2 separate regions of the Mus musculus genome follow, and region 1 is linked to region 2. Evidence: chromatin loops called from intact Hi-C (ENCODE). Cell type or tissue: gastrocnemius. All regions are shown on one strand.

Region 1 (8,000 bases), 91 kb before region 2:
CAAAGGGCCACGTGACTAAGTAATTGATGCTGAACAAGCAAGCCAATTTTGAAAATAATTAGCTACTAAGACTGAGTTGACTAAAATATTACTAAACAGCAGCTAGAAGATCTGGCACAAAACAATAGATAACAAAGAACTGTTTTTTTTTTGTTGAAACTATAAGTAATTTTTTTCTCAAGCTGAAGGACTAGAGGATGCTATAATTTGTAGTGATCAAACTAATATTATCCATTGTACTTTTAATAAGATAATAGCTATAGATAAAACTATTTATTATACCTTCACAGCACATTTACAGTGTCATTCCTTTAAAATAAACTTTAAATTATTATCTATAATTAATATAATATGCACCCCTTATAAGAATATAAATAGATATTTACAAAGTCTTTACTATGTAAATCATTAATTCATATAACATAAATGTAATTAAAGATGCTTCTGGAAGATAATAAAACTTTGTTACATCAAACATTAACAGTACTCTGTTTTATGGTTTGGTGAATACATATTCATATAGGTAAAATCTCGCTAAAGTATTTTCTTTCTGTAGTTCACCTTAAATTTTGTCAAACTGAAATTATTCTGGTAATTTCAGATATTTATGAAGAAACATAGCCTCTTACCTTTCGTACTGATCCCTAGGAAAGAAAAGATAAATGATCATTATAAGAATTATATATACACCTATATATTAAAATGGCTTTATTACAATATTATGTACAAATATATTTACAAATGTAACTGCATTGTTCTTTTCCTACTATCTTAATCTAATATTTTGAAATAAAATGTAAAATTTTACCAATCAATAAAATGTTATCTACAAAACCAATTGTATATACTTATCTGTAACTGTGTTGTGCCTTCAATCTGTGAGCTAAGAATTTATTCATAATTCATTGCAAATGAATCCCAGGAAATAACAAAAATCTCTCAAGCTCACTGTGCCCTTGTGCTTCGGAGTAGCTGGTGCTAAACCCCAAACTTCCACTGACCCATTTCCTTTCTCTTCCCTATGGGCATTTTATGGGACTAGTCTCACTTAGCGCCACCCACTTCAGAAAATGGGGTGGGTACTTTCAGTGGAAGCCAGAAAACTTTAGCCTACTATTATGTCCCTTCACAATTTCCTTGGGAAGCCAAACTGGCCAACTTCCCTCCCCAGAAATGACACCGCTGTGATCAAGGCAAAGTACAAACACCTTATGTATTCTAAAAGTAGTTTTACTCACCGATTGCAAATCTGTTGAGGGAAGAAGAGAATAGGAAATAGTTATTGGTATCATTTCATCAGTTGCTATCATTCCATATGTCAATAACGGTAATTAAAAAAATGATACTTAGGTCTATACAGTAGATTTACCTGATTGAAAGACCCCTTCTGTTTCTCCTTCAGAATATTCTAATAGCCCCCAAATTATTCAGGTAAAAAAAAACATAGCAGGGATCCGCAGGGTGACTTGTTTACAGTTTTGATATGTAAATATAGATTTAAATTAAATAGTTAATTATTCACTATTTTTTAAATGCCATGAAGCATCACTGTGTCTGCAGGCAGGACATCTCCAGTGCTCAGCAATTATGGAGGAAGTGGCATAGGTGAATAGGTGGCTATCACCTTCTGATTGACAAGGAAATGATGCATAAGAATCTGAGAAAACGTTAGCCTGCATCCTGAAGCAGAGCTTGTTTTTTTTGTAAACCATTGAAGTGACTTAGCCCTTTCCCCCAAAGGTCTAATTTGCATCAATGAAAGCAAATTGATTCAGGAGTCTGATTTTTGCTATAAATAGTTCATGTCAATGAGGTAAGGTCATTGACTAAAGAGCAGCCCATTTGTGCCCTAAGAAGTTCTGCTTTGTATAAAGAGAAAACTGTGGATTAAAATCTTGAAAAATAATGAGAAAAATAAATACCCACTTCTTTGCTACAATTACCCTAAGACTTTAAAGACTGAGTTTCATTCCTACAGTATAATAATTACAGGATCATGTGGCATATAATTGCGGTCAGACTTGCTCCAGGATGATTCACCCCTAAAAATTGCTTGAATTTGGTGGTCACAAAGTGTGTCATTTGGAATGAGAACATCTGTTGAAGTGGTCACTGCTCAGAAGAGTGGGACACCTCCTGCATTCACATTTTAGGGCAATTGATGAGAATCACTGTTCAATTAGATAAATGGTATGTCTAGTTTATTTTCTCCATTGAAGGAAGAACAGTTTGCCTGAATTAAGAGAAGCCAGTAAGCCTTACAGGCTTTGGAAACGTGCCTTTTAATTACTCAGTTTGTGAGCCATTTTGGACAATGTGTGTTGGATAACCTTTATTGTTCTTAGTGGTTGGATGTTGAATAAAATGTATGTTGACCTTCAAATCTCTACTTCCCTAAGTCTACTATATTTTTCTGTGGGGATCCCCTCTTACTCTGGTTTCATATAAAATTAACTTGTAACATTAATTTGTACAATGCAATTACTTCTTAGTATCCTCGAGGGGTATATAAAAGTGGATGAAAGGAATATATACACATTCAAAATTAGGCTGTGGCAGACGTGGGGCGTGTAGCTGAAGGTCTGGGTGTGGCCACGCCCTCCTGAATACTCATCAAGCCAACATCTTTGTCCAGTTAAATTAGGCAGCCATTTTAAAAGATGAAACCCAAGTGGTTTTCTTCATTCTTTCTTCAGGAAATTCTAGTTAGTTATACAACCTAGAAATGGAAAATAGCCTCGAAGTTGGCACATTTAGTATATACCCCACATTTTAGAAAAAGGCCCAATTGATTCATTTGAAGTCACATGGTAAACGAGTAAGAGACTCCTGAGAAGAATCCCCAGGCTCTTGAATCTCAGGACGAAGTTGATATTTCTCACATCTGTTGTTTTCGTGTGTGATTACAGGTGGGAACTTGTTGAAGTGTAAGTGAACAGAGCTTATTTTAGTTAAAAGTTACCATTTCCATGATCAGGTAATGGATTGGGACGCTGCTTTGACTATTCAGAAGATAAAAGCTGAGGCCGAAGCAGCCCGCTTCTCAAGATACACCATCTGGGTTCTTTACATATGGCCCAGAAATGTAAATTACTCCATGGACCTGGGAAGTCTTTAATTGGAATTCCTAGCGCTTAAGGCCTGGTCCCTGTTCCTGCACTTTACCCCCTCCAGGGGGCGTATTTTTATCATTATCTTCATCAACGTCATCCAGAGCAACTCGGCCGCCCACAAGAAAATGGAGTCCTGTGAGTTTTGTATTATTCTATTACGGGGCTTTCTAAACTAGGCCTCAAGTTTCACAACGTGACCACGGGCATAATTCTGGGAATTGAAGAGTGGAGCCCTCTCAGTCGTTCATGCTGTCAGCCAGGTTTATATCTTGAGGCAACCTTCTTTGCCTCTTTGTGAGCTTCACCAACCGGGGCATCCGGGCTAACAGTCTAGTTTTAAGGGAAAAACTTCCCCCAACTCTTGGCAACAGTCAAGTCTTTCATATTTCCATTCTTTTCCCATGTATCTCGTGAACCCTAGTGTTTTCTCCGACAGATTAGAGGGCGACCTCACAAGCTGTATGTGGAATGAATGTGTGAAGTTTCCCTCTGTTGAGATAAGGGTGCCCACCTATCCAGCCTCTCTCCTTCATCTCCCCCAAACAAGCAGAAGACACTTACATTGGCATGTTGCTAGGCACGAAGTTACTGCAAGCAGCAACAGAGTCCGCGTATCCACAAAGCTGAGCATGTCTACCACTTAGACATGCAGACTCCTTGTGTTGCAGAGCCCCTGGGTCACCAGCGGAGGTATCACCTGGCGGGCGCAGGCATGCAATCGTGGACCGTTCCCTCCAACTTAGTCGAAACCTCCTGCTGCCGTGGTGCTAAAATAATAAAGCCCAGACCTGCCTTATTTATATGGGAAAAGTTTCCCCAGCCGGAGGGTGCCTCCAAAAACGTCTCCACCAATGGGAGGGCTAGGGCTAGGGGCCCGGGACTCAGTGCTGGGAGGAGACTGCGGGGGAGCAGGGGAGGGAGCCGAGGGGGGAGGGACGTGGCTACGGGGCTTCTTAAATTGGTTCCATTCTTTTTGAGGACGTGGACACTTTTGAGGCTTTCGAGGGGGAACTCTGACTCCCTGTCTGCATACCTCCGCCCTCCCCAGCCACCCGCCCTCTCTCGCCCTTGCCAAGTTTGGAAGCACTTTAGGACACCTACGTGGGCTCTTTACAGATCTCCGGGCGGCGGGGCAGGTGTTGAGGGACCTGGAGGCCGAAGATGAAAAGGCAGGAGCTGTCCAGTCCCGCTTCACTCTGTGCCCTGCGGGCCATCTGCAGGCTGGAGGGGGCTGGGGTGTGAGGGGAGGAGGGTGACAGCGTGGCGAGCTCTAGAGCTGCCCTCATGGGTTGGCTCCACCCCTGCCCCCTAATTTCCCCAGTTTGGGGGGGCCTGTGTGCCCATAATCTCCTCTCTCCTCTGTCTCTCTATCTCTCTGTCTCTCCCTCCCTCCCTCCCTCCCTCCCTCCCTCCCTCCCTCCCTCCCTCCCTTCCTCCCTCCCTTCCTCCCTCCCTCCTCCATCCTCTCTCTGACTCTCTCTGTCTGTACCCCCCTCTCTCTCGTTGATGAGGGGAGCAGGCATCAAGAGATAAACTGTGCATTATTACATTTACTTTGGTTAAGCCCCATTTCCAGCCCCATGTACAGACCCCATGAAGGATTACCAGCCAGACTCAGATGCCGAGCCTGGATCAGATAACAGATCAGTGAACACTCAGCCTTCTTGGCCTTGCTGCCTATTTATGACCCCTTCCACAGCCACTGCCAGGCACCCCTGCCTGCATCTTCACACCTCCCATCATCCCTAGGGCGTATACAACCTCTTCCTTAACATCCCAAGCTGTCCCCTCCAGAACAGATGCAATCTCTCCCCATCTTGGGAAGAGACTTTGACTCTGAAGAATTGGAGTAGGAGACTTTGGCTGTCCAGGACAGCGGCAGAGACATAGTAAATTCTCCTTCCCAAAGTTTCTTGGAGTCTTCCAAGTTACCCGGGGCCGCAGGCTCCTCTTGGCCTGCCGAGCATCCATCATGAGGCTGGAGAGACCTATTCAGACTCTCATTATGTCCCCAAAGTCACAGCAGACACAGCATCTTTAGGCCATTTTTATGTTCATGAAGAAGGAACTGGCGAACTCCTTGGGAAACCTTCCCCCTTTCGACTTCCCGGTGAGGAAGAATTTCTAAGTAGGTTAGCTCCATCAGCAGCTGCTATAAGCAAAAGGTTCTGGATATTGCTAACTGGCTTCTCTTTCTAAATTAAAAAAAATGCTAGAAATAGAAGAGAATAAACATTTCAATAAGGTTATTTCAATCCTGTGAAAAACACTGATTTGAGAGACAAGCATTTTTAAAAATTTAATTTAATTCTTACTTATTCACTTTAAATCCTCCCTCCAGATCACCTCCTCCCACAATCCCTCCCCTCCTCCCCCCTTTTCTTCTGAGCGGTTCCCGGTTCCCCCAATTCCTCTCACCCCAGCAGTTCAAGTCTCTTTTAGGCTAGATGAGAAAGAGTTTTGGGTTTTTTGTTTGTTTGTTTTGTTTTTTAAATAATGTGGAGGGAATTTTTTTTTTTGAAAAAGTACTGAGCAAAGAAAGCATTTCAAGACTGCACATCTGATTTTCTTTCTTTCTTTCTTTCTTTCTTTCTTTCTTTCTTTCTTTCTCTCTCTCTCTTTCCTCCTTCTTCTTCATTAATAAGAGCATAAGTTATTTCTGTCGATGTGCTGGCTTGACTTTAGAGACTGTCATTTGTGTCTATGTCTCAGGCACCTGAAAGACAGGTGCTGTTTCTGAACAAAAGACTTGGGTAGGTAAGAAAACAGATTTATGAAAGAACCCCCCTAAATGTCCCTCAGGTTGATTACTGGATAACTCTCCTTGGGGACAACTTAGCCAAGTCCCTTGCTTTGCACTAGCTACTCCTTAGACACTCCACTTTGCTCAGTGGCTTTCTGTGATTGTCAAAATAGTCTCAAGCCTAGAACAGCCGTTGAAAGTGGGATAATTTTTAGAAAAAAAAAAAGCAAAAGAAAGAAAAGCAAATCTACTTGGTTGGCTTTTGAGAATCAGAGAAACCAAGTTTCAAACACAAGAACATAAGCCCCTCCACCCTGGGCCAGAGTGAAGAACTGATAACTTGTAAAGCATTCCAGGAAACTGATGCAAATACCAAGTGCTGCAAGGCTCCCTCCCTGCTGATGTGGCAGGGTTTGCAGCCGGCAGAGTCAGCACTTGGTGGAAAGCCCCAGACTGAGCAGTGAGGGCAAGGCAAGAGCCCTCTCTCTCCCTGTTTTCCTCTCTCCCTATCTGTTTCATCCCTCTTTCTGCCTGTCTCTGTCTGTCTGTCTGTCTTTTTCTGTGTCTTGTTTTCTATCTCTCTTTCTCTCCCTCTCTCTTCATCCCTCCCCCTGTCTCTTTCTGTGTTTCTGTTTCCTCTCTCTTCATTTCCTTCCTTTGTCTCTCTGCCTCTTTTGTCTCTGTCTCTGTCTCCTTCTGTGTCTTTGTCTCCTCTCTCTTTTTCTCTTCCTCTCTTCTGCCTGTCTCTGTCTGTTTGTCTGTCTGTCTGTCTCTTCTCAGTCTCATCTATGTCTTTCTTCTCTCTCTCCATCTGTCCTTATCTCCTTGTTTGTCTGTCTGTCTCTTTCTGTATCGCTGTCCTCCCTCCTGTTTGTGTGTGTGTGTGTGTGTGTGTGTGTGAGAGAGAGAGAGAGAGAGAGAGAGAGAGAGAGAGAGAGAGAGAGAGAGAGAGACTGAGAGAGACTAGAGACTGGAATATCAGCCATTTATGGATGGTTTGGACAGTCACCTATTGGAGACAGGCACTCTCTAACATTCTCTAATACTTGCCTCTAGATGTTGGCTAAATATTTTATGTGATGAAATAACACATTATTAGTTAGTTGTTTGTTGTTGTCAGTGAGAATTGGGGGTGAGGCTGAGGGAACTGGGAGGAGAGAAACAAAACCTGAACTGATCTGTCTGTGCTGGTCCAGATGGGATATGAGAAAAGAGAGGGAAGAGTAGGGAGCAACCAAAGCCTTCTGGACTTTGCTGTTAGATGACTGGACTCCTGTGTTCATATCCCTGCAACATTTTTAGAGGAGAGAAAAGAAGCTCTCCAGAGCTTTTAGCAACCGGTGAAAGCTGAGCAGATATGATGTCGGCCTTCCTTCTGCTATTATACTTCTTTGGAAGGCCTAGAGATTCTTGGTGCGTATCATGCCAAATAGGACATTTGGTTTTCTCTGGATGTCTAAGTAGAACTGGAACCAGTTCACTCAAGCACTATCTAGGTCTGTGCTAGGCACTGTACAGTTAGGAGCACTAGGGATGGATGACAAAGCACTGCTCTTTGGGGCTTATAGTCTGCAGGAGAAGTGCAGTGAATTGTGAGTTTATGGGAGGTCTAGATTTAGGTGGCAGAATCAAGTCAGGCTTCTCTGGAGCTGCAACATCTTAGTCAAGCCTCCATATAAAGGCTTTATAAGAAGGATAGAGAACCAGTATGGTAGTTAACTCCTATAATCTTAGCTCTTGGAAGACTTAGGTAAGAGGATCTCAAGTCCAAGGCCATCCTGGGCTATGTAGCAAGACCCTACTTAAAAATAACAACACAAAACACAACACAAAGCAAAAAACCCCACCGAAGCTCTTAGGAACATTGTCAGTCTGAGACACTTTATTTTAACTAAATTGTGAAGGCAAAGGGTGTGACAAGAAGGAGTTAGAGCTAAAAATGGTAGGTTTAGCAGAGACCATATTAAAATGGAACTTGAAGCTGTATTTAGGTGGTCATGTATTTCTAAGCCTTGAGAGGGTGTATGGATGGATGATTTTGAGTGGAGACAGTATGCCATCAAAGGATGTTTTAAAAACAAGGGCTTTGGCCACATGCTGGAAGAATGATTAGGAGAGCCCAGCCGAGATGGGAAACCAGTGAG
Region 2 (8,000 bases):
AGGTGAAGCAAAAACGGAGAGCAAAATGTCCAGAGGAAGGGTTATGGGATTGCTTTATGACCTTATCTTAAAAAGGAGGACTTTGTATGTCTCCCCACTTATTCTCACCAACAGACATAGGTTGGTTTTTTTTTTGTTTTTTTTTTTTGTTTGTTTTTTTATTTTTTTTTTGGGGGGGGGAGGTGTTAGTCTGAAATCTGAACGTGCTTATCAGCTGGGAAAAATCTGACATTTAATTGATTTTATCCCTTAGAAGTGTGTGTGAGAGAGAGAGAAGAGAGAGAGGGAGGGAGAGAGAGAGAGGGAGGGAGAGAGAGAGAGAAGAGAGAGAGGAGAGAGAAGTGGGGGGAGGGAGACAGGGAGGGAGGGAGGGAGAGAGAGAGAGAGAGAGAGGAGAGAGGAGAGAGAGGAGAGAGAGGTGGGGGGAGGGGGGAGAAAAATTGACAGTATTACTAAGCAACAAGCCTGCTTATTTACTGCTCCAATCCACGCCCCCACCCTCCACCCCCCTACCCAGGTTGCAGACTTTCTCTTGAGTCCACGAGAGACTGCTGGCTAATTTTTTAAGTATAATTTCCCAAAGTACTGCCCCTTGCCATAGAAAATGCCACGTAGGTCTTCTGAGTTATAAATGCCGAGGAAAACCATGTTGGTTACGTTTGCAGCTTTTTCATTTTGTGGTTCTGGGTGGTACAGCCCAGTTGCCAACGTTATCCATTCCTCTTTCTGGGAACAGCCTTAATTGTACTTGGCTTGGTTGACACAAAAGGCCTCTGAAAAATATGAGGCTGGTCCCTCTAGTGTTGCTTTGTGAAGACTACAGTACAAAGTACTGGATGGAGGAACACAGCTGCAAAGGAGTGCAGAGAGCGGCTGCAAAATCAATCTGCTTCAAAACACATTATTGAAATGATTTTCTACAAAATGCCATGGTACTATACAGGGCTCCTAACCAAAGAAAATGCAGGCACTTTGCTACATTTGCAAGGACACGGTGTTCGTTGTTGAGACTTCCCAGAACAAACAGTAAACGATTGAAATCACATTGGCCAGAGTTACCAGAGGGTCAAGAGCAATATAAGCTTGCCTTGCTTTTAGAAACGAATTCACAATACTGGTTAGGACTGTCTGGCTATGCTCATAGGCTTTCACTGTCATAAAAAGAGGAGGCAAGATTTCATATACTTCTTCATTCTTTCTCTGATGCCCCCTGATGTTCAATAAAAAGAGTATGCTATCTTCTTCCTGTTTTTCTTTGACTTTTTTTTTTCTACCCTCAGACATTTGTTAAACTACTAATCTGTTCCAAAGATAGAAAAATGATAAGATACATTCATTTCCCTGGACATGCATCATCATCCCATGGGAAGACAGACTCTTAGTGACAAAATAGATTTATATAATGCCTGGGACACAGGGGAAATGGTATTAATTATTAATGCTGGTTATCAAGAAAGATGAGGTATTTGAGCTGTGGTCTGAAGCTAGAGTTAGAGTCCTCATTAGAGGCAATTCATGGCTTGACATCATTGACTGATCCTTGGTCAATACCAGTTTGGTCCAGTTTCTGAGGAGATCTATTATGGCATGTGCAATGGGCAGCTAGTCTGTGTGTGTATGTATGTATGTATGTGTGTGTGTTGTTGTTGTTGTTTGTTTGTTTGTTTATGCTACTGCTTCAAGGCTCAGATTTCCTGCCTTATTCCAGTGTCCCTTATTCTGCATGTGCAGTAAAAGGAGGCCCACGGCAGAAAGGCCAGCTCTCCATTAAAGGAACATGAAATAAAACTGGGTGGTTTGAATCAAGACTGCAGTAGCTCTGGATTCCAGCAGAAAGGGGTTGGTGTCACAAGGGGAACCCTGATCCTTTGTGGGGGTAGAAGTAAGGTTTGTTAGAGGGAGTCAGGTTATTAGTGATGATTTTATTAGAAAATCTCTTTCAGTTCTGAAAGCCTATTAACAAAATTTCATATTTACATTTAAAGGGGACTAATTACCTACAGAGAGTCTCGATAGCCTCAAACCCACCCGAGAGCCCAGCACAGTGTTATTTCACTAGACACTGGCTTACAAATCCTTTAGAAAAAAGGCACCCCACCCTGGTCATCATGTTGTTGGCAGTGAGGTTGACATTGAAATTCATTGACTTGAAACCACACAGTCACTTTTCAAAGGCTGTTTGGGGTTGTAGCAAAACACATTGAGATCATTTGGTATATTAAATAAGACATATTACCAACAGTCTCTATATTTACATTTGTACATGTACAGTCAAAAACCAAATGACAGTCATAAAGTCTAGAAGCATATTAAGGCTCATAAGAAATTGTGGGATGCAAAATTAGGCCATGACTCAATGTGAATGAATGTCAATAGAGTGTGCAAACTATATTTTATAGGCAGTTAAGGTAATGCTGTTATTATTTTATGAAGATTTAACTCCATTATTTTAGTAGCTCTCTGTGATTATAAGGACAATGCAGTTTAGTAGCCAAGGTACCAGAGTCCACACACAATGAAATTATACACGTGGAAAATGCAACTGGAGGCAGGAAGCCGCGATGTAAGTGGATCCTGCTTGCTTCTCTCTCTGTATTCTTTGGACACCAGAGCCTCTTCTCATCTCTCTTCTGTACTGAGCTGACACTGAACACCGGCACCACCCCTGGACCTTCAGGGTTTTGACCTTTGGTGAAATCGCAGCGCACATCGTGTTCCTCCTCCCCTCCTAGAAACTTTGTCTCTCCTCTCAGAACAGATGGGTCCAAAATTAACTCTGAAGCAACAGTTTTAAAAACTGAAAGGAAATGTACCTTTTGTAGGGGTCTAGCCATTCATCCTAGAGGGGTGTAACACACTAGAGAACATGGTAGGCAAGGAAGCCCTGTTTCTCTACTGATGAGCTTTCGAGAACGTGATGTCTACAAACTCAGTCGGACTCAGTGGCATCTTTAGAGGTTCCTTGTCTCACAATGTTGCATTATGTCTTGCCCCTTTTCCTTTCTAAAATTTAATTTCACTTACATATATTTGTCTTCTTTCTTTTTACACTACAGTTTCTTTGTGTACATATTGTGCTTTCCAATTTAGTGTTTTTTTATGGGACTGTAAGTATGAGTGGGTCTCTGTTTCTTGTGTCTTCTCTTCGGCTCTTTTCCTTCTGCTGTTTGTTCTGTTCAAGTCCAATGCGTTAGTTTTGTTTTTAACTTATTGCATTTTATTTTATCATTATTCCTTCAATAATAATCCCTTTTATTTTTCTTCCTAATGATTGGCAGAAATGGGGTGGATCCGGATGGGATGGAGATGGGCGGGAACAGCGAGGGGCAGAGGGAGGAGAAACCATAATCCGAATGTGTTATACAAGAAAAAAAATCTATTCTCAATAAAAGGAATAAATTATGAGAAAAAGAGTAAATATGAAAATCTCTCACTTTAATCCTACGCAGCAATAAGATTATAAAATAAAATGTTTTGTGTGCTTACAAAAATATTTCCTAATTTTTTAATTTCCCAGGGTTCTGTTAAGCCTTTGAATATAAAGGAGACTCCGTTAATTTCCTTCAACCCACTTTTATTGGTTACTTTTTATTTGAATGATGCAAGACTTGAGCATCTTCAAGATGCCTTTCCTACCAATTATTCTGGAAGTATCTCTGAGCAAGGCTTCTCTTGTGTGGAGTAACAAGCAACGACTTCCTTTGATCTGTGGTTCTAAGGCGCACTCTACAGCGCCCCCTACCTGCACTGCTCACATCACAGCTTCTCATTTAGTGGCCATGCTGTGCTGGGCACAAGCTAAGTTCTTTTGAATGATACAGGTCCTTTAGAATCCTCAAGATGCCAAACTTAGGGGAAAAAATGAGACACAGAGAGAGATGGGAGAAAGGAATAAAAGTAAGCGTTGTTCTCTCTGATATTGTTTGTGCCTCCGTGTGCCACTGAATAAAGCTTTTCAAAAGTTTTACTTACAATGTTTTTTCTTTCCCTCTGTAATTCCATTTCTTATGCAGAGACAAAAGATCAAGGATAATAAATATAGGATTCAGAGTTCTTTTTTTCCTTTTCAATATGTGAAATTGTGTATCTATTAATTTCCCTTAAAGTGACAATAGTCATTAACTACCCAAAGCTCTTGGCCTTAGCATTAGCAAAGGCTGAAATTTAACAAGAGAACTAAGTCGATGTGTTTTTTAATTACTCAGTGTCAATTATTTATCAATTAATACAGGAAATTCCTATTTAAAGGTAAAAAATCCAAAAAAAAAAAAAGAATGAGAAAGAGCAACAGAGAGAGACAGAGAAAGAGAGAGAGACAGAGAGAGAGACAGAGACAGAGACAGAGAAAACAGAGAATGTGAGAGACCACACACTTGGGGTTGTAATGAAAGTAATATTCTGTGATGAACGGGAATCAAGGAAGACTGACGGGAAGAGACCCTGTCATGGATGAAACTGAGAAGCCAGAAGACACTGTCAGTACCAGTAGGCATCCCTCCGTCTTTATTTGCACTGTCAGTATATTGTTAAATCTTTCTTCCTCTTTGATAGCTCACCTTAAGGCCGAAACTAAGAAATCCAATTACTTTCTAGAAGCTGTAGCGATGACCAACTAAACTGTGGCCCCTGGGGACAGTATTTGTATCCTTTGACAGCAATTAATGAAACCAATAAATCAATTAGTTAAATTAAATTAAGGTCCATCCAGCTGTTTCCACAGCCTACCCATGTGTAACTAAATGTAATTATATGGGCACCCTGGATGGGAAGCAGATTCAGTTCGAGTGATCTTCACTGCCCTTTTGTACTAATGCCTGTTCCCACTTTATGAAATTATAGTTATTCTTCCTTTGTCTTGACTCTATATTATATGTGAACTTTGCTTGGGGGAGAGTTCTTAATAAAGGGCAATGGAAATAACTCTTTGTACCTCTGAGTGATAATGAATTACACCCGGGACCTGTTCTTTCTATTTAATCCCTTCCTGGATTTAACAGACATCATTGTTCTTACAAAGTAATGGTCGAATCCATACACATTTTGTGTTGTGGGGTAGGAGCTCTTCTCTTTCTTGACAATGCTGATTCTTTCCACTTCTGCTTTATTCTCCAGGTCTAAGATGATTCCTCTCCTTACTATTGCAGATCCTGTGCTCGTGGTGCCTAAGCAATGGCCCTATTTCTCCTACTTCATTAACCCCCCCCCCAACCTATGTCTTCACTTCTATAGCCATGCTTTTACACATTATTAATACCTATGTATCATAGCAATTACCCTCATTGCTGAGCTCAATGAACAATCCATTCTTTCTTGGACTTAATCAGACCAAGACCCTGGTGACAAAGCTACTCATCTCACCAGGCTTTCAGATGAACCACACGATTTCATCACATCTTCTCTATGCCTCTTTTGTTGGAGACGGGTTTTGCACTCTGTAGCTCGGGCTGGCCTGAAACTCACGATATGCTGCACAGGCTGGCTTTGAACTAAAGGGGATCTTATCTTGGCTTCCTGGCCTAGTATCTTCAATAATATCTTCTACAGAAGATAGTCACTGATATATTCTACAGAGCCTTCACATATTCATCAAGTATCTATGTTTATAATATAAAAATAAAGGCAATTGAGGGAAGGCACAAGTAAGTAGTAACTGTAATGGAGTCCAATAGTAATAAAATCTCCTGCTACAAGGATATACAAGGGGATGATGATTTAGCCTGGATGGACTAGAGAAGGGCAAGAGAGATGACGTGGGAAGTGAATGACTAGATGAAGAAAACAAATAACAGTTCCACTATAGGTGTGAGTATGTGTAGATCTCCGAAGTCATGAAAGTACAGTCCAATGTGCCTTCAAGTCTTGTGATTTTCAGTGTGTATGGAAGACAAAGTCACCAAAGCTCTGGAATGTGGAACTGGAAAGTGTAGACCACACACACACACACACACACACACCAACATATATATATATATATATCCCAAAAATGTGTCAGCTAAGATATAGGGTCCAACACACGTAATCTAATCTCATATGAGTTGGAAAGTATGCTTGTGAATAGTGAGAAGAATGGTTTGGAGGGAGGATCCAGGTAGATGCTTATTGTAATGGTCTTGGACCCCAGCTGGGTTATTCATGGTAGGAATGACTGACACCTACCTTGCCCAGGTAAAATGGCTGCATGTAGCTCTGAATCAATATTGAAAATTGACAGTAGAAAAACAAGAACTGATGGGCAACTCTGGTGCTTCTGAAGGTCTCTCTCTCTCTCTCTCTCTCTCTCTCTCTCTCTCTCTCTCTCTCTCTGTGTGTGTGTGTGTGTGTGTGTATGTGTGTGAAGTTGTGGTTGCATTTGTGTGCAAAGGCAAAGGTCAGAGATCTGTGTCAGATGTCACCTTCCATAGCACTTCACCTTAAACTTTCAGACAGGGTTTCACACTGAATCTGGAGCTCACTGACTAGACTAGAATGGCTGGACAGCATTCTCCCCGGACCCTCCTGTCTCTGTCTCCCAACACTAACATTACAGGCATGAGCCTGAATGATGACGTATGTGATTGGGATCTGAACTCATGCTTTGTGCAGCTAGCAGTTTAGACACTGAGCCATCTCTTTGGCTCTGAAATTGTTTACAAATGCACTGCATGTGATGAATATTAAATTCATGTAATGTGTTACATTTGTTCAGACATTTCAATACTCCCCCATGGCTGCATGGTGCTCATGAAAATAGAATTCCCAAATCCACATTCTTTGGAAAGAAGTAATTTGTACACACCAGGCATCATGGACTGTCACTCTGGGACCAAGAAGGACCCCACCACCTCTAGAGGATAGGAGCTTGTGTTTGCGTGTTAGGGTCAGCGTCTAAAGCAAGAGGAGTCTTGAGTGGGCAGATCAGAGAGCTATTTTCTGAGCTAGGAAAATTCCAGGCTGCAGGCTGATGAAATGAAATGTCTCTCTTCTTGAGAAAAGTACGCAATCACGGAAATGTGTAACAGGTTCACTGGCCCTTTGAAAATTACGTGGAAAGCAAAATTAAGAATGCTTGCCTGAAGAATAGGGTTCACGCTTTCTTAGTCTGTTTTGCTGAAGGCTCAGGATTTGGATTCTCAGAGTCTCTCTGCACTCTTTTATCTCACTCTTCTTGACTCAGACACTCAGCTGAAAAACAAATTACATTCCCAACTCTGAACCTGTCCTCACGTCATTCTCCTCTTTATAAGAAATGTCGAAATCCTCTTATTGACAACCTAGTCATCCTTCAGTGGCTGAACTGAAAGCCTGTTCCTTTTATGAAGTCTTCCTTGATTCATCCATCAACACAGGGGTGATGGCCCCTCTCTTCTTGTCACTTATATACCTTATAACTATTTCCTCATGACACTTATTACTTTCTTCTGAAAAAAAAGAAAAAAGAGCCCCTTTCTTCCTCTCTGAGACAGCCTCTCCTTACGTACTCAGGCCGGCTTGGAACTCGCAGTTCTTTTCCCTCCTCATTTTCTTTGGAAGTGATATTTCAGGAATGCACCACCACACCAGAGTTATCATTTTCCCCTTTAAATTTATTTTTTTTTATACAGCTTATCTCTTGTCTTGTTTAGCTATGCACACATGGCATTCTCAGGAGCAGCTTGCTATGCTCTGTGGCAGGAAAGAAGGGGCACCCATCTAATGTTACTCTGCTTGCAATTTCATAGCTCTTCTTTCAAGGGAACATGTCCTGTTCTTACCCCCTTTTTGTTGTATCCAGTTTTCCCCAGTGTGTCTTCCTGGCCAACTGTGTCTTCTATTAAACATTTCCCCTTGATCAATTAATTCCTCCTTCTCTAGCTGTATGAATGACTTGCTTGTCATTTCCTCTTCATTTGTTCTTGGGCTGCTCAAGGCTTATGTTGGTTTCACTTGTTCTCAGGAGGAGAATTTCAGTCCAGTCCGGGAACATCCTCCCTTTATCAATGTGTCAACAGGAGTTTTGGAACCACAGGGGAGATATTGGTGTC

Evidence for each region. A loop is a pair of places that touch in the nucleus more often than their neighbours do. Peaks named below come from ENCODE experiments on the same cell type or tissue, not always from the same donor. Only the 100,000 strongest peaks of a DNase experiment are listed, where the experiment ranks them.
Region 1: it touches region 2 in a loop (3-fold over the local background); 9 of 42 quality-filtered maps call a loop at or near these places.

What each region holds. Positions count from the first base shown.
Region 1 is chr6:4,501,584-4,509,583 of GRCm38, reverse strand. Col1a2 (collagen, type I, alpha 2) reads right to left here and starts at 3,966. Exons shown (of 52, transcript NM_007743.3): 1 at 3,675-3,966; 2 at 1,239-1,249; 3 at 630-644. The coding sequence starts at 3,744. In gastrocnemius, a CTCF peak has its summit at 3,161; DNase peaks (open chromatin) are centred at 4,018 and 4,235; H3K4me3 peaks cover 6,399 bases; H3K27ac peaks cover 7,303 bases.
Region 2 is chr6:4,410,104-4,418,103 of GRCm38, reverse strand. All of the region lies in intron 3 of Gm46948 (a long non-coding RNA gene), which reads left to right. Among named protein-coding and RNA genes, the nearest start is that of Gm33788, 11 kb to the left of the region's middle. In gastrocnemius, CTCF peaks have their summits at 807 and 3,737; DNase peaks (open chromatin) are centred at 735 and 3,738; H3K4me3 peaks cover 362 bases; H3K27ac peaks cover 1,514 bases.